Linked DNA regions of Homo sapiens: regions 1, 2 and 4 are each linked to region 3. A link is a contact called in ENCODE Hi-C or POLR2A ChIA-PET data. All regions are on one chromosome and are shown on one strand. The core of a region is the stretch at or near the end of the contact, and the rest is flanking DNA. Distances in the headings are between cores, read along the strand shown. Region 1 holds the start of TUBB4A (tubulin beta 4A class IVa). Region 2 holds the start of CLPP (caseinolytic mitochondrial matrix peptidase proteolytic subunit). Region 3 overlaps VAV1 (vav guanine nucleotide exchange factor 1). Region 4 holds the start of KHSRP (KH-type splicing regulatory protein).

Evidence for each region. A loop is a pair of places that touch in the nucleus more often than their neighbours do. ChIA-PET counts read pairs that join two places held with the same protein, here RNA polymerase II (POLR2A). Pooled maps may share reads with other maps.
Region 1: a loop to region 3 is called in a pooled map, with 2.4 times the contacts of the local background. The contact joins the promoter of TUBB4A here to the enhancer-like site in region 3. A Hi-C loop is called at or near these places in 5 of 37 single-sample maps with no recorded cell type and 9 of 50 pooled maps. POLR2A ChIA-PET finds 5 or more read pairs at or near these places in 3 of 52 experiments (B cell, CD4-positive, alpha-beta T cell and Panc1).
Region 2: a map with no recorded cell type shows a loop between it and region 3 (6-fold over the local background). The contact joins the promoter of CLPP here to the enhancer-like site in region 3. A Hi-C loop is called at or near these places in 5 of 37 single-sample maps with no recorded cell type and 8 of 50 pooled maps. POLR2A ChIA-PET finds 5 or more read pairs at or near these places in 5 of 52 experiments (GM12878, PC-9, activated B cell and 2 more).
Region 4: a map with no recorded cell type shows a loop between it and region 3 (10-fold over the local background). The contact joins the promoter of KHSRP here to the enhancer-like site in region 3. A Hi-C loop is called at or near these places in 1 of 37 single-sample maps with no recorded cell type and 7 of 50 pooled maps. POLR2A ChIA-PET finds 5 or more read pairs at or near these places in 1 of 52 experiments (GM12878).

Annotation. Positions count from the first base shown.
Region 1 is chr19:6,500,678-6,504,851 of GRCh38, reverse strand. TUBB4A (tubulin beta 4A class IVa) reads left to right here and starts at 2,543. Exons shown (of 4, transcript NM_006087.4): 1 at 2,543-2,696; 2 at 3,229-3,337; 3 at 3,455-3,565. The coding sequence starts at 2,640. RefSeq lists a cis regulatory region at 1-142, an enhancer at 20-159 and silencers at 2,287-2,556, 2,567-2,746, 2,917-3,026.
Region 2 is chr19:6,359,425-6,363,368 of GRCh38, reverse strand. CLPP (caseinolytic mitochondrial matrix peptidase proteolytic subunit) reads right to left here and starts at 1,838. Exons shown (of 6, transcript NM_006012.4): 1 at 1,597-1,838; 2 at 1,429-1,500; 3 at 827-923. The coding sequence starts at 1,794. It also overlaps a transcript of ACER1 not described here. RefSeq lists an enhancer at 206-1,163 and a silencer at 1,362-1,591.
Region 3 is chr19:6,799,578-6,803,841 of GRCh38, reverse strand. All of the region lies in intron 1 of VAV1 (vav guanine nucleotide exchange factor 1), which reads right to left. Among named protein-coding and RNA genes, the nearest start is that of VAV1, 29 kb to the right of the region's middle. RefSeq lists enhancers at 648-867, 1,750-1,819, 1,610-2,130. Within about 2 kb of position 2,826, at least 27 of the 41 ENCODE cell types and tissues checked have a DNase peak (open chromatin) inside an H3K27ac peak, as active enhancers do; they include B cell, CD4-positive, alpha-beta T cell, GM12878 and 1 more, where a contact is called at or near this core.
Region 4 is chr19:6,422,026-6,426,459 of GRCh38, reverse strand. It overlaps KHSRP (KH-type splicing regulatory protein), which reads left to right and starts at 1,649. Exons shown (of 19, transcript NM_001366299.1): 1 at 1,649-2,007; 2 at 4,024-4,120. The coding sequence starts at 1,759. SLC25A41 (solute carrier family 25 member 41) reads left to right here. Exons shown (of 7, transcript NM_173637.4): 7 at 1-423. The coding sequence ends at 71. RefSeq lists an enhancer at 1,222-1,341.

The DNA.
Region 1 (4,174 bases), core at 1,294-3,793, 300 kb after region 3:
GCTCCCCCGCCCCCCCGACACACACACACACACACACACACACACACACACACTCTCACACACACGCTGTTGAGAGCCACTGGTCAAATTTAGTGGTCATTGGGCAGGGCACGATGGCTCACATGTGTAAACCCAGCACTTTGGGAGGCTGAGGTGGGAGGATTGCTTGAGCTCAGGCGTTGGAGACCAGCCTGGGCAACATAGCAAGACCCCCATCTCCACAAAAAAATACAAAAATTACCCAGGCATATTGGTGCATGCCTGTAGTCCCAGCTACTCGGGAGGCTGAGGTGGGAGAATCACTTGAGCCCAGGAGTTCGAGGCTGCAGTGAGCCATGGCCATGCCACTGCACCCCAGCCTGGATGACAGGGCAAGAAATTAAAAAAAAAGAATTTGCTGGGCGCGGTGGCTCGCGCCTGTAATCCCAGCACTTTGGGAGGCCAAGGTGGGCAGGTCACGAGGTCAGGAGTTCGAGACCAGCCTGGCTAACATGGTGAAAGCCCGTCTCTACTAAAAATACAAAAATTAGCTGGTCATGGTGGTACGTACCTGTAATCTCAGCTACTGGGGCGGCTGAGCCAGGAGAATGGCTTGAACCCAGGAGGCAGAGGTTGCAGTGAGCCGAGATGGCACCACTGCACTCCAGCCTGGGTGACAGAGCAAGACTCTGTCAAAAAAAAAAAAAAAAAAAAAAAATTAGTGGCCATGGCAAATGTGAGGTCCCAACCACATGGCCAAGATGGCTTACCCCACCTCCCACCAGCAATACACCAAAGTCCTTGAGTGGGAAAGTCAAGGATGGGAGGCGAGGAGGAGACTTCCTGGGAGGGCGGGACTGGAGGCTGTCCAAGGAAGCAGCCCCAGGAGGCTTGACCTTCACATGAGGGGCAGCACAGGAAGTCCAGTCCAGCCTCTGATAATACTTAGACTCGAGAAAGATACAATTTATTGTTGACTCTGCAGGAGGGGAGACTATCGCCACCTTGTTAACTGGGTCATCGCATAATCAGACCCTGGAGGGTGGGCCTTCCTCACCACCCCAACTTGCAAATGTGAAATTCAGACACAGAGAGGAGCACCAGGGCAAGGTCATACACCTAATGCTACAGGAAATGCAGAGGCAAGGGAGATGGTGGGTAATAAATTATAATACTGAGCTGGGCGCAGTGGCTCATGCCTGGAATCCCAGCACTTTGGGAGGCTGAGGCAGGAGGATCTCTTGAGCTCAGGAGTTGGAGAGCAGCCTGGACAACATAGCGAGACCCCATCTCTACAAAAAATCTTGAAAATTAGCCAGGCGTGATGGCATGCACCTGCAGTCCCAGCTACTTGGGAGGCTGAGGTGAGAGGATTGCTTGAGCCCAGGACATTGAGGCTGCAGTGAGCTATGAGCATGCCACTGCACTACAGCCTGAGGGACAGAGCAAGACCCTGTCCGAAAATATATATATATAGGCCGGGCGCGTTGGCTCACGCCTGTAATCCCAGCACTTTGGGAGGCAGAGGTGGGCAGATGGCCTGAGGTCAGGAGTCTGAGACCAGCCTGAACAACATGGAGAAACTTTGTCTCTACTAAAAATACAAAAAAATTAGCCGGGCGTGGTGGCACATGCCTGTAATCCCAGCTACTCGGGAGGCTGAGGCAGGAGAATCGCTTGGACCTGGGAGGCTGAGGTTGTAGTGAGCCGAGATTGGGCCATTGCACTCCAGCCTGGGCGCCAAGAGCGAAACTCTGTCTCAAAAAAAAAAAAAAAAGGGTATAGATATAGATAAAGATAAATTACAATACTGGAGAGGAGGGGTGTTATTTTGGGAAAGCGAGGCAGCCCTGGGGACTCACTGTCCCCCTCCCAATATGAACCCAGCTGTCTTACTCCTCCACTCTCCTCCTTAGGCCAGGCTGGGGGTGACCCCACCTGGGACGAGCTCAATGCCCAGTAGAGGTGTACCAGGGGAGCCCACCAGCATCTGCACCCAATCATGGGAGGAAAATCGTGGTTTTACTATGCAGCTTCAGGACAAGCCCTCCAGGAACCTACCGCCCCCCACCCGCAAACCAGATCGCCGCTCCGGAGCCCCCAGCCCACTGGGAGGGCTCGCGGTTACTGCAAGGATTCTGGCGAATGAGGTCTAAATAGAATGAGAAGGGGGGCTGCGGACCGAGAAACTGAGGCAAGGCCTGGGGCGGGAGGGTGGAGGCTAAGGGGGAGGGGCAGGACTTCTCAGATGCCTGTTTACCAGGCGCTCCCCTCCCTTCCTCCGCCCAATTTCTGCGGGTGGCCAAGCCTGGCTGGGGGCTGGGACGGGGGAGACTGCACTGGTGGCTCCCTAAGGGGCCTCACCCCCAAGGCAGGGGTCGGAGCACGTGGCGTCCCGGACTTCTCTGGGAGGCCCCCTGGGGAGGGAGGTCCCTGCACCACCTCCCCCCACCCCAGCCCCCTCCATCATCCCGGGGCGGGACCAAGGGGCGGAGCGGGAGGGTGACCGGCCGTGACGCGTGCCCCGCCCGCTCATATAGCGGCTCCCGGGGGCGCAGGGACCGTGCTCCGCCGTCTCCGCCGCATCTTCCACCCTCGCCGCCGCCGCAGCTCCCCGCGCTCGTGCCACCGCCGCCGCGTCCACCCTCAGCGCCACCGCCATGCGGGAGATCGTGCACCTGCAGGCCGGCCAGTGCGGCAACCAGATCGGGGCCAAGGTGCTCGGGGAACGGGGCCCGGGGAGGCAGTGGCGGCCCCGGGGAGCACCGCGGGGTCGGTCCCCGGAGCACCCCGCAACCTGGGAGTCTTTGGAAAGGAATGAGGTCCCCAGGAGGCCAGCGCGCCCCAGGGGCCTTGGGGGAAGGGTCGCGGGGTGGGGGTGGCAGGGCCAGACTGGGAACAAAGAGGCTGCGGAGAGTGGGAGCCAGCCTTCTGTCCGCCTGTCACAGCTGGGCCCACAGCTGGGCCACTGTCCCCTCCTCACGCACAAAGAGCCCCGGTGCCTCCCCCGGGCTGCAGCCTGGGTGCGCTGGCACCAGCCGGCCCCGCTGGGTGCTGACTCGGCTGCACCCCGCCCCCACCGCTCCTTCTTGCTGCCTCATCCTCGCCCCGACACCATGCCTCTAGGTCCCCCGTTCACCTTGCTGGGGGAGAGGTGGCAGCTAGGGAGCTAGTTGGGGGCTGGGGGCAGTCCTCGGCTTGGCCACCGGCTTCCCCTCTCTCAACTCTTCCGACCACCTCTCTCTCTAGTTTTGGGAGGTTATCAGTGACGAACATGGCATCGACCCCACAGGCACATACCATGGGGACAGTGACCTGCAACTGGAGAGGATCAACGTGTACTACAACGAGGCCACAGGTAGGGCGAAGGAGGCACCTTCCAGGTGGGAAGGGGCAGCTGGGAGGGAACAGGATGCTACCGGGCGCCTGTGGTTCCTGGCACGCATCGAACTGCCCTCCATCTGTTTCCCTGCAGGAGGAAATTATGTCCCCAGAGCGGTGCTGGTGGACCTGGAACCCGGCACCATGGACTCTGTCCGTTCTGGCCCCTTCGGTCAGATCTTTCGGCCGGACAACTTCGTGTTTGGTGAGTCCCCCAGCAGGGAGCCAGAGGCTGGAAAACCTCCTTATTCCTGCTAACACCACAGAGTCAACAGCCACCACCGGGGCCCACAGACCAGAGATGGGGTGGACAGGGCACCAGGCACCAGCCCTGCATCCAGGGCTGTGATGAGGGGATGCTCAGGCCACTGTGAGAGCCCTGAGGAGGGCGGATACAGAGAAGGATTCAGGGAAGTCTTCCTGGAGGAGGTGGCATTTTAATTCAACGGTCTGAACCGGAACCAGACTGCCTGGGTGCACATCCCAATTCTGCCACTTCATGCATTCAACAAACAGTGAGCACTCACTGCATACCAGGCCCTGTTCTAGAAGCTGGAGATCCAGGTAAGAATCAAACAGCCGGAGCTCCCTCTCTGCCCCAGTGCAGCTCCCATTCTGGTAGAAGGTGATAGGCCACAAAGGAGATAAATAAGTAAAGCTCTGCCAGGGGTTGATTCAGATGGATAACTTAGGATGGGCTCCTCAGCCTTTCTGGGCCTCAAAAATCCTCTTTTTTTTTTTTTTTTCAGACAGGGTCTGTCTGTCCTGCTGTCACCCAGGCTAGAGTGCAGTGGCATGATCACGGCTCACTGTC
Region 2 (3,944 bases), core at 589-3,088, 440 kb after region 3:
GGTGGATCACTTGAGGTCAGGAGTTCAAGACCAGCCTAACATGGTGAAACATCATCTCTACGAAATACAAAAAATTAGACAGGCATGGTGGCACATGCCTGTAATCCCCAGCTACTTGAGAGGCTGAAGCTGGAGAATCGCTTGAACCCAAGGAGGCAGAGGTTGCAGTGAGCTGAGATTGCAACACTGCACTCCAGCCTGGGTGACAGAACGAGACTCCATCTCAATAAAAAAAAAAAAAAATGCCTCCATCATAAGTGCTCAATCAAAATTGACTACTTTTTTTGGGGAGGGGGAAAAAATCTACCAATTATGATTATTTTTGAGATGGGCTCACTACAGCCTCGACCTCCTGGGCTCAAGTGATCCTTCTCCCTCAGCCTTCCGAGTTGCTGGGACTACAGGCACACGCCACATTGCCCGGCTAATCTTTGTACTTTTTTTGTAGAGATGGGGTCTCACTACGTTACCCAGGCTGGTCTTGAACTCCTGAGCTCGAGCAATCCGCCCGCCTCAGCCTCCCAAAGTGTTGGGATTACCGGTGTGAGCCACTGTGCCCGGCCTAAAATCTACCAATTTTTAAATGTCAGCCGGGTCAGGTTGGCAGAACAGTATGTGCAGGATCAAAGAGGCCACATCCTGACTTGTGAACCGAGGCTCAAAAGCCAGCAACAGGCACCTTTTGGTGGTTTAAAGCCACTTCTGGAACTCTGACGCTCTGCACCCTTTCCCAGAGAGAGAACATCCCTGACCCGGGATTCTGGTCCCCTGAGTCACCCGTGTGCCCTGACGAGTGCCCCTGGCACCCAGGAAAGACCCTGCTCACCAGGGCTGTTGATGTACATGTGGATGGGCTTCTTGTTGCTCTCGGATTGCAGGAAGAGGAGCTGTGCGATAACAAGGCTGGCAACGCTGTCATCGATCTGCAGGTGGAGAGGGCAGGGGTGTCCCCAGATTCGGGGTGGGGAGAGAGTTTTAAGGGAGGCTGGGGATGGGTCAGGGAACCAGGAAGGGGGACCAGAGCCCAAAGTAAAAGGGATGGGGAAGAATTTAGGCCCCAGAAGGGGATGGGGAGAGAGTAGTGGAGAGGACCCAGGGGGTTTGGAGCACAGGAAGGGGGGAGTCAGGGGGCTAGGGACACAGGAAAGGAAGGGGTGAGAATGGCTGGGGAGAGTCTTGAGCGTAGGAATGAGGGGAGCGGTGCCAGGTGTCAGGAAGGAAGTCGGAGATTAAGAGCCGAGGAGCAGAGAAGGGGTGAGGAGCGGGTTGGGGGACCGGGAGCCAGGAGGGGAGTCAGAAGGGGAGGGAAGGGGGTTAGAAGGGGAGCGGAGCCTGAGGGAAAGTCTGGGGCCAGGGAAGGAGGGGCGCAGGGAGTGTCGGCAGGCGCTTGGGAGAGTCCTGGGGAGGGTCCCGGCGCGGGGCGCTCACCGGGCCCATGACGCACACGATGCGCTCCCGCAGCAGCCGCGAGTAGATGTCATAGGCGCGCTCGCCGCGACCCTGGGGGTAGAAAGATGGAGGTGAGGGGCCGGGGCAGCCAGCCGATCCCCACCCAGCCCGGAGCCCCCGAACCGTGTCCCCGCCCGGCCGCCGTACCGTCTGCTCCACCACGATGGGAATGAGCGGGAGAGCCCGGGTCGCCGTCGCGTGCAGGCACCGCTGCAGGGCCAGGCCGTTCTGGAGTGTCCGCTGCGGCGGCCGCTGCGCTGGAAAGTGAGCGGCGAGGCGAGGCCCCAGCGCGGGGTACCTGCATGACGCCACCCGGGCCCCCCCTACCAATATTCCGGGCCACATCCCTCCGCACGCCCCGGTCGGCTTCCGTCCGATGGCGGAACTACAGCTTCCGGCGTGCTTTGCGCCTGGGAGCTCGCTCGCTAGGCCGCTCACTTCCAGGAGTCTGGGCGGGCGCCATTAAGGGTGAGGCGGGGATAGGGACGGAGCCTGAAAGGGAGGAGCCAATGAAGTAAATTGAGTGGGCAGGGCTGGAGAAGTTTTAGAGTCTCCAGTTCGAGTCCCCTTACCGACCAATTCGTCTTCTTTTTTTTTTTTTTTTGAGACGGAGTCTTGCTCTGTCACCCAGGCTGGAGTGCGGTGGCACGATGTTGGGTCACTGCAACCTCTGCCTTCTGGGTTCAAGCCATTCTCCTGGCTCAGCTGCCCCAGTAGCTGGGATTACAGATGCACACCACTGCACCCGGTTAATTTTGTTATTTTTAGTAGAGATGGGTTTCACCTTGGCCAGGCTGGTCTTGAACTCCTGACCTCGTGATCTTCCCACCTCGGCCTCCCAAAGTACTGGGATTACAGGCGTGAGCCACCGCGCCCGGCCTCGTCTTCGTTTTCTACTGTTTCTGCTTTATTTATTTTTATTTTTTTGAGACAGAATCTCACTCTGTGGCCCAGGCTGGAGTGCAGTGGCGCCATCCTAGCTCAATGTGGCCTCAAATTTCTGGGCCCAAGCAACCCTCCCTCCCACCTTGCTCTCCAGAGTAGCTGGGACTACAGTTGTGTGCTACCACATCTGGCAAATATATATATATATGTATTAGAGATGGGGTCTTACTATGTCGCCCAGGCTGGTCTCAAACTCCTGGCCTCAAGTGATCCTCCCACCTTTGCCTCCCAAAGTGCTGGGACTACAGGCATGAGCCACCACACCCCACTTATTCCTTATTTTAAAAATAGCTGCAGGGCCGGGCACAGTGGCTCACGCCTGTAATCTTAGCACTTTGGGAGGCTGAGGTGGGCGGATCACGAGGTCAGGAGATCGAAACCATCCTGGCTAACACGGTGAAACCGCGTCTCTACTAAAAATACAAAAAATTAGCCGGGCGAGGTGACGGGCACCTGTAGTCCCAGCTACTCAGGAGACTGAGGCAGGAAAATGGTGTGAACCTGGGAGGTGGAGCTTGCAGTGAGCTGAGATGGCGCCTCTGCACTCCAGCCTGGGCGACAGAGCCAGACACCGTCTCAAAAAAAAAAAAAAAAGCTGCAGTGTTCCCACAGCTCATCTTGGAAGAGGGGTCCCAGAGAGGACTTAGCCTGGGTCTTGGCCTTGAAGAGCTTCCAGCCTGGTGTGGCCGACTTCTACTGAGACCTCCTCATTCATTTTTTGGCCACCTGTGGAGTAGATTGTGGGAGCCCAGAGAAGGGTGTTGTGGATTCTTCCTGGAGATCAGACCGGAAAGCATTCCTAGGAGAAGCAGGTATTGGAATTGGGCTTTGCAGGATAAGTAGGAGTTTGTTAGCTGGGGAAAGGCATTTCCAGCAGAGGAAAAAGAATGGGCAAAATGGTGGAAGTAGGAAGATTGCTGGTAATGTTGGGACTTCTCTTTTTTGCCACACCTTCTCAAGCCAGATTCTTTTTCATCATTCAGTTCAATGTCACTATCTAAGAGGTGCCCACTGCTTCATCCCCAAAGTCTAGAATAGTGCCTGACACACAGTAGGTGCTCATTAAATACACATTGAACCAAGAGATGAAGAGGTGATAAAGGAGGTAGGTAGAGGGCTTTGGAGGCATCTGCAGAGTGGGGATAATGATAACCTACCTCCTAGGTTTGTGCAGAAAGTCCTCAGAAAGGGTCCAAAAATGTGTAAAAAGTGCTCAGTTTGAATGATTTATTGCTGTGTTAGATCAGGGACCATGGAAGTCTGAGAAGTCTTCAGGTCCTCCCACATGGGAGTCTACTTGAAGTGTTTTTTTCTTTTTTTTCCCGGGGCAGTCCTTCGAATCACAGCAGATTCAGGCGAGGTGTTGTGGTGGCTCATGCCTGCAATCCCAGCACTTTGGGAGCCCAAGACATGTGGATCACCTAAGGACAGGGGTTTGAGACCAGCCTGACCAACACAGTGAAACTCCGTCTCTATTAAAAATACAAAATTATCTCGGCATGGTGGTGAATGCCTGTAATCCCAGCTACTTGGGAGGCTGAGTCAGGAGA
Region 3 (4,264 bases), core at 1,577-4,076:
TGTAATCTCAGCACTTTGGGAGGCCGACGTGGCTGGATCACCTGAGGTCAGGAGTTTGAGGCCAGCCTGGCCAACATGGTGAAATCCCATCTCTACTAAAAATACAAAAATTAGCCAGGTGTGGTGGCAGGTGCCAGTAAACCCAGCTACTCAGGAGGCTGAGGCAGGAGAACAGCTTGGACCTGGGAAGCAGAGGTTGCAGTGAGCCGAGACCACACCATTGCACTCTAGCCTGGACAACAAGGGCAAAAGTCCATCTCTAATAATAATAATAATATTCCATTGTCTGGATGCACCACAGCTTATTTATCCATACGAGGAAGTAGGTGGAACTTGACTCTGGAGGTGGGGCTCAGACAACGGACCAAATTGAGGACTAGCTAAAACAGGGCTGGAGCAGAAGCACCTTTCCATAAGACATGCCCACCAGTGTGCCATGGCAGTTTGCCATTGTGATGGTAACACCAGCAGCTACTACTCCTTTCCCAAGGCAATGACCCGACAACCCAGAAGTTACCACCCTTTTCCTAGAAATTTGCATAATCTGCCCTTTAATTTGCATATAATTAAAGTGGGTACAAAGATGACTGCAACCCTGATTACTCCGGGCTCACAGCCTGTGGGGTAGCCCTGCTCTGCGAGGAGCAGGACTTCTGCAACTGCCGCTATGCACTTTCACTTCAGTAAAAGCTACTGTCTAACACCTCCAGCTCGCCCTGGAATTCTTTCCTGGGCAAAACAAAGAACCGTCCCAGGCTGAGCCCCAATTTAGGGCTTGCCTTGCCCTACATCGCATTCATCTACCGAAGGACAATTTGTTGCCTCCCAGTTTCAGCAATCATGAATAAAGCCGCTACAAAGACTTGAGTGTAAGTTTTTGTGTGGACATAAATGTTCAACTCCTTTGGGTAAATAGAGGACCTCAATACCTAGTACCATGTCTGACACATAGTAGATGCTCAATAAAATCTGTCGAATGAATAAATCTCCCTTTGACAGAGGAAACAACTGAGGCTCAGAGAGGGGATACTGCCCATCCCGGACCACACAGATAGGAATGGAGAACCAGATACCAGCACTGGATCCCAAAGTCTGTGCCTCTAACCTCTGTACAACACTGCCTCTTTGAACCACACTAAGCTGCTCCTGGTGCCTCTTAGAGAGTGGCATAATGAGGGCGCTCATGGGCAGGCAGATCACCAGAGACAATAGAGCAGATGGCTGTGTCTGTGGCTCGAGGGAGGAAGTTCCCTCCTGACCTCAGGGAGATCAGCTGAACCCGGAGACAGCTTCCTTCCAGTCATGTGATGCCTCAAAGAGGGGAAAGGGGGCATGATTCATCCCCTCTCCGGGCTGCGGTGGGGCCAGCTAAAGAAAGGGGCTCCATCAGACAGCAGCAGTGACTGCAGTTAGACCACCAGAAAGGACTTCCTGGTCGCCTGAAGAGTGTGAGAAAGTGGCAAAGGACAGGAGGTCCTTTATTTTTTTTAATTTTATTATTATTATACTTTAAATTTTAGGGTACATGTGCACAACGTGCAGGTTTGTTACATATGTATACATGTGTCATGTTGGTGTGCTGCACCCATTAACTCCTCATTTAGCATTAGGTATATCTCCTAATGTTATCCCTCCCCACTTCCCCGACCCCACAACAGTCCCCTGTGTGTGATGTTCCCCTTCCTGTGCCCATGTGTTCTCATTGTTCAATTCCCACCTATAAGTGAGAACATGCGGTGTTTGGTTTTTTGTCCTTGCTATAGTTTGCTGAGAATGATGGTCCTTTAAACAAACGTAGGAGAGGCATTATGAGGACGGTTCCTCCCTGCTGGGGGCAACCCCCCTCAGTGCCCCTCTTCCTTCCTCCAGGAAGAGGCGGGCACCCACTGTGCTGGCATCGTGCCCATATGCAAATCAGCACCCAGGCGCACTGCGGTGAACCCTGAGGTTCATTCTTCCCCATTTGCCAGCCAGCCTCCCATCAACAAAACCCCTGCCCAAGATGAAGAAAGAGCCAGAAAGGTCGGCTGGCTTTCCACGCTCCTTCGGGGAAGCAGTGTGCAGGGACAGAGGCCTCTGGGGTCTGGGAGAAGGGGACCCAGAGCCAAGCACGACGGCAGCAATCAACTCCCCACCCCCACCCCAGCACCAGGGAGCCGGCCGGAAACCGGAAATGCCTGTTACCAGGGCTTGGTTGGGGAGATAGAAAAAAGGGTGGGTGGAGGGGCCCTTTGCGTTCAACCCATCAGCCCCTTCATCAGGCAACCTCAAGCTCCCGAGGGTTCCCAGAGAGGGCGGGTGTGCTGTGCACCCTTTCAAAGCTCCGAAGCAGGGGTGCAGAGTGTGCACGCCTCATCCTAGCCCTCAAACCCTTCTGTGAGGAAGCCCGTCTCTCTTCTGCCCCATCCCCTACCACCCCAGCACACACTCCACTTTTCAGCACCGGTGGGAGGGTCAGGCAGATCTGGTTCGACTCCCAGACCAGCCCGGCAAGTTGAGGGAGCTTGGATGGGATCATTTTGCTTTCCGTTGATTCAATTGACTCATCTGTACGTCGGGAATGAAAATACTTGACCCAATGTTTGCGGTAGAGCCTGGTGTGAAACCCAGCACCCCAGACCCGGTCATGCATTAATTCAGCAAGCATGTGTGGAATGCCTACTGTATGCCAAGCACCAGAACCTAATGGTGATCAAGACAAACAGAGCTCTGCCCTTACAGGGCTTATGTAATCCAGCCAGGAGACAAACACTAAGCAGTCAGCAAGGTGAATAATTGATGATGAGGGTGGTGAGAGGGTGTGCCGGGAAGCACAGAGAGCTATGGGACCTGGTTAAATGCAGGAGGCACCTGGTAAGGCTTTGGGGTGGTACAGGAGAGAATGGTGCCATGCAGGCGACAAAGAGATGGTGAGCGGCTGGGTGCGGTGGCTCACGCCTGTAATCCCAGCACTTTGGGAGGCTGAGGCGGGCGGATCACTTGAGGTCAGGGGTTCAAGACCAGCCTGGGCAACATGGTGAAACCCCGACTGCACACACACACACACACAAAAATTTGCCAGGCGTGGTGACAGGCGCCTGTAATCCCAGCTACTCTGGAGGCTGAGGCAGGAGAATCGCTTGAACCCAGGAGGCGGAGGTGGCAGTGAGCCGAGATCACGCCACTGCACAGCCTGGGCAACAGACCGAGGATGTCTCAAAAAAACAAAAAACAAAACAAAACAAAAAAAAGAAGCTGGGTGTGGTGGCTCATGCCTGTAATCCCAGCACTTTGGGACGCTGAGGTGGGTTGATCACTTGAGGTCAGGAGTTTGAGACGCGCCTGGCCAACATATAGTGAAACCTGTCTCTGCTAAAAATACAAAATTAGCTGGGTGTGGTGGAACACGCCTGTAGTCCCAGCTACTTGGAAAGCAGAGGAAGGAGAATCGCTTGAACCCAGGAGGCAGAGGTTGCAGTGAGCCGAGATCATGCCACTGCACTCCAGCCTGGGCAACAGAGCAAGACCCCATCTCAAAAAAAAAAAATGAGACAGATAGTGAAGCAAAGAAGAGAAGCATGCTGAGCAGCTGGCAGGAACATCACATGGCAGATCCACTTTGGAAAAGTTGGTACGTTTTCCTTGTTATTACTATTATTTTTTTACCTTGCAATTCCAGCACAAAGGAAGAAAAGTTGGTACATTTTCTTCTTATTAAAAAAAAAAATTAAGAAACAGAGCCTCACTATGTCGGTCAGGTTGGTCTCAAACTCCTAGGCTCCAGCAATCCTCCCGCCTCAGTTCCCCAAAGTGCTGGAATGACAGGCATGAGCCGCCGTGACTGGCCTGGTAAGTTTTCTTAAAACATTAAGCATGCACCTATCATACGATATATTCCATTACCAGGCATTTACTCAAGAGAAATGAAAGCACATGTCCATACAAAGACTTGTACAGAATGTTCATAGCAGCTTGATTCTGTTTTCTTTTCTTTCCTTTTTTTTTTTTTTTTTTTTTTGAGACAGTCTCAGTCTGTCACCCAGGCTGGAGTGCAGCCTGGCCCAATCACAGCTCACTGCAGTCTCAAATTCCTGGGCTCAAGCAATCCTCCTGCCTCAGCCTTCCAAAGAGTTAGGACTACAGGCATGTGCCACCATATCCAGCTAGCAACTTGATTCATGATAGCCAAAAGTGCCATCAGTAATTCAAACCTCAACCAAGGGGAACATCACACACTGGGGCCTGTCGGGGGCTGGGGGTTAGGAGAGGGATAGCATTCGGAGAA
Region 4 (4,434 bases), core at 400-2,899, 380 kb after region 3:
TGAAGGTCTTACCAGCAGGTGGCATCAGCTATGTGGTGTACGAAGCCATGAAGAAAACCCTGGGCATATAGGCTGTGAGCTGGACGACACAGCCTAGGCAGAAATGGGACAGGAGGACCTGATGACCCCTGGCCCCAAAGAGCCCTCGAGGCCTCAAGGTTCAGGCCCTGGGGCAGTTTTTGGTGGCAAAAGCAGGCTGGGGGTGGGGGTGGGGCTCTGGGTCAGAAGATTCCTGAAGCTGGGGTTGGTGGTGGGTGGAGGGGGGCAGTGCTGGGTCAGAAAACTCCTGGGACTCCCTCCCCAGGGTGCAGCCTGAGACAAGAAACGTGGACTCCAGTCTGGCCCCTTGTGGGTCGTCCTGGCTCCAGGGCGAAATGGTGAACATGTCACACAACAAGGAATAAAGAGATGGTTTTTGCTGAACGTGTCTGGATACTTGGGCCTAGGAGTGGAACTGGGTGCATGAGATCCCTGGACCCAGTAGGGGAGCTGGGGACCTTGGGCCTCTGGGTCCTGAATGGGAATTTGTGTCCAGGAGAGGAAGTGAGGACCTAGGATAGGAGCTTGAGGCTTGGATCCCAGGGCCTTAGGCGAAGGGAGTGAGGGGTGTGAAGTGAGGGGTGTGATCGAGGCTGTGATCCCTCGATCCCGGTTGTTGGAACGGTTCTGGACTCGTGAGTGGGGCTGGTTCCTTGAGTCCTGCAAGAGAACTGGACGCTCTAGATGGGGGGTCGAGAGAGAAGAAGGCCCGGGGGATCCCGAGTTTCCTGCTTTCCGGCCTCCCCACCTCCGGAAGCGCTCGATCTCTAAGGCTTCAAGCGGGCCACGTGCCGGGCCTACCCAACCAGGCTGCCGGTGAGCTAACCCAGACATCAGGCCTGAGTTCGGGCAGCCGATTGCCACCGCCCACGTCGGCTGCCATTCACTACAGTTCCCGCTAATCCCCTCGCTGTCTGGTGGCCGACTCCGCCCCAATGCAGCGGCGCTTCCACTGGCTCCCACCAAAAGTGGGCGCTTTGATTTCCTTCATTCCCATTTGTCCAGACCAGTGTCAGTCACCGAACACCCACCCATGTCGCTCAGCCATTGGCTTAGAAGTCAGGGATAGAAAAGGATTCTGGTTAACAAGGGAAGCAATTAAAGTCCAAAGCCAACCTCATCACCCAGAACTCGTCAGGAATTGGATTAATTGGCTGCCCATCTTTACAAGCACCACCTCTCACGTGCATTCATTGGCTTGTGTCCACGACTATCAAACCTAACGCCCACCCAGCCGGTCCATAGGAGTCTTCCACTAGGCCCGGCCTTACAGTCCACGTGACTCTTCAGAACCGTCAATCTAATTCTGAAGCCGCCCCGCGAATCTGGCACTCGCGTTTCATTGGGCCTCCTGCCTTCTCAGATCTCCTTCATTTGCCCGCCCAGCACGGGCAGCTCGCAGCTATTGCCTCTGAGAGCTGTCAGTCACTCTGAGCCTCCCGCCCACTGCCCCTCATTGCACTCCGATTGGCCACCTCCTACAGAGCTCGCGATTGGTGTCCGGGGTGCGGCGGCTGCCTCCCATTGGCCCGCCGGAGTCGTCCGTCACGTCGGCGGCGGGAGGGGCGACTCTCTCCCCCCTCGTCGTCCTCCCAGCGGCTGGGTTCCCAGAGTGCTCCGCGGCCGTGTGGAGCGAGGCCTTGTTCCCGCGTTGAGCCGCCGCCGCCGCCGCCGCCTCCTCAGCTTCAGCCTCCGCGCCAGGCCCGGCCCCGCCGCGCCATGTCGGACTACAGCACGGGAGGACCCCCGCCCGGGCCGCCGCCGCCCGCCGGCGGGGGCGGGGGAGCCGGAGGCGCCGGGGGAGGCCCTCCGCCGGGCCCGCCAGGCGCGGGGGACCGGGGCGGCGGCGGTCCCGGCGGCGGCGGCCCGGGCGGGGGGTCGGCCGGGGGCCCCTCTCAGCCACCCGGCGGAGGCGGCCCGGGAATCCGCAAGGACGCTTTCGCCGACGCCGTGCAGCGGGCCCGCCAGGTGAGGAGGCCGAGGGCCTGAGGGGCGCGCTCGCGCGCGCGCGCAGGCGGGGGAGGGGGCGGGGGTCACGTGCGCGCGCGCGCGCAGGGTCGCGGAGGGGGGCCGGGGCCGTCGCGGGGTCACGTGGGCGGTAGGCGGGGGCCTGGCCCTCCCGCTGCGCCTCGAGTGGGATCCCAACGGGTGACCCCCCTGCAGGGAGTAGGGGCGCACTGGGGGTCACCAGGAGCGGCGCCTGGGTGTGCAGGCGCCCCGGAGCTCGGAGACGCACTTTTGGGACCCCCCCCTTAGCCCCCCGGCCTTAGGACATGCCTGGAGGCAGGGGTCCACCTTCCCGGGCGGAGGGCCTTTACTCTCCCCTCCATATCAGGGCAAAGGGCAGTGTTTGCCCCCAACCCAGTCCCATTTCTGTCCCCTCTCTAGGAGAAAGGGACATTGTGGGGGTGGGAGGGACAGTCCTTCCTCTTCAGTCGGGAAAGTGGATGGGGACCTGTCTAGGGCTGAGCACTTGGGCGAAATGGGGAAGACGAGCATGGGGACTGGCTCTTGGATGCTTTGGTGGCTTGAAAGCGTGGTCTGTCTCTTTGGGGGAAAGAAGGGAGGGTCTCCCACCCCCGTGTATTGAGGCGTAATGACAAGGAAGTGTCACATGCTGCTAGGACTGACCTCTCCAGCTCCATTTGCAGCCTCCCCATGGCCTGGAGGGGTGGGGGTCGGTAGAATGGGAGGACTTTGCCGCCGACCGGCTCCTGGGCTGTCCCAATGCCTCCGGGGCTAGAGACTGGCTCCTCCCAAGGTGGGAGGTCCCGTTAAGTGAACGCCTGTGTTCTGGCCCTCTGTCGTCTCTCTCACCCTTGGAGTTGGGTGGGTTCTAGCGTGCATTTGGTCTTATTGCCCATGGAACCGTCTGATTCTGGGACAGCTTGAAGGGAGGAAGCTGGTGCTGTCAGTTGGTGGGGACAGGCCCCCTGTGGGCATCCCATGAGTTTTGGCTCTAGGGCAGCGTAGAAAAATGGAGACTGGTGGAAAGGGAGATTCTTAACATGGTTTGGGTTTCTAAACCCCAGACTCTGATCCTAAGTTTGCTGGGTTGAGGTTTCTTTAAAGTTGCTCTTCACGTGTCTGAGATGTAACTTGTGTCCCATAGAGTCTTGGTTTTTTGTTTGTTTGTTTGTTTTTTGGAAACAGTCTCAATATCACCCAGGCAGGGGTGCAGTGGCACGATCTCAGCACACCACAGCCTCCACCTCTCCAGTTGAAGTGCTCCTCCTGCCTCAGCCTCCCGAGTAGCTGGGATTATAAGTGTGCACCACCACACCCAGCTAATTTTTGTATTTTTAGTAGAGATGGAGTTTGACCATGTCAGCCAGTCTGTCTCGAACTCCTGAGTTCAAGTGATCTGCCCGCCTCGGCCTCCCAAAATGCTGGGATTACAGGCATAAGTCACAGTGCCCAGCCATCCAGAGAGTCTTCTGTTTTGGTCAAATGAGGATTTCATATCCCTTGAAGTGATCGCTTTGCTCAAATTTATTCAATAAATTGATAAAAGGATTTTGAGAGTGGGGGAGATAGGGGAAAATTGAACTCTTCAGCATCCCAGGAAAACGGGGCTAAAAAAAAACACACTTTCTGGTTTTCTGAGCTGGGGCCACTGGCAGGAGGAAGTGTCTGAAAGCTCTTGGAGATGACCTGGGAACCCTCCCTGACACCTGAGCCTCTGTTCCTTGTCACCCCTAGAACGAAGTCAGTGTGGATTATGGGCTGGCCACAATTAAGACACAAATCCCAGGAGAAGGGAAGAGGGGAATTTTGATATTCCCAGTTAACTGGTGAGAACCTTGAGGCCTAGGTTCAAAACTCCTAGGATGTCTTAACCAACTGACTCTTCCCTAAGTTGGAGGGCCAGACACCAAGACCTGATGGGCTTTCGTGTCCAGGAGATGTTCTGAGAAGTTGACCTGGGTGCCATGGAGGGTTGTTTTTGGTGGTAATTCTTCTGTGCTTACTACTTTATTCTAGATTGCAGCCAAAATTGGAGGCGATGCTGCCACGACAGTGAATAACAGCACTCCTGATTTTGGTTTTGGGGGCCAAAAGAGACAGTTGGAAGATGGAGGTAACTCCCTGCTGCTGCCTTTAGCTTAGGAGGAAGGGCTGGGGGCCTAAAGAGGTGCTTTTGTTTGAGTGTGGTTCAGAGGGGGTGGGTGTCACTGTTGTTTGGTCTTTTAAAACCTCAGCAATCCCGGCCTTGTTAATTCTTCTTGTTCCGTCTGCCATCCTGAGGTATCAGGTGGCAGAGAGGAGGGCAGATTGATTGTGACTGGGTCGAAGTTGTAAGTTCCCAAGATGATTCCTCCCTTTCTGGGAGGCTGAGGCAACCTGGAGCAGTTACTGAGGCTTGATGTGAAGTTGGCCCAGCTCTGGGGTGCG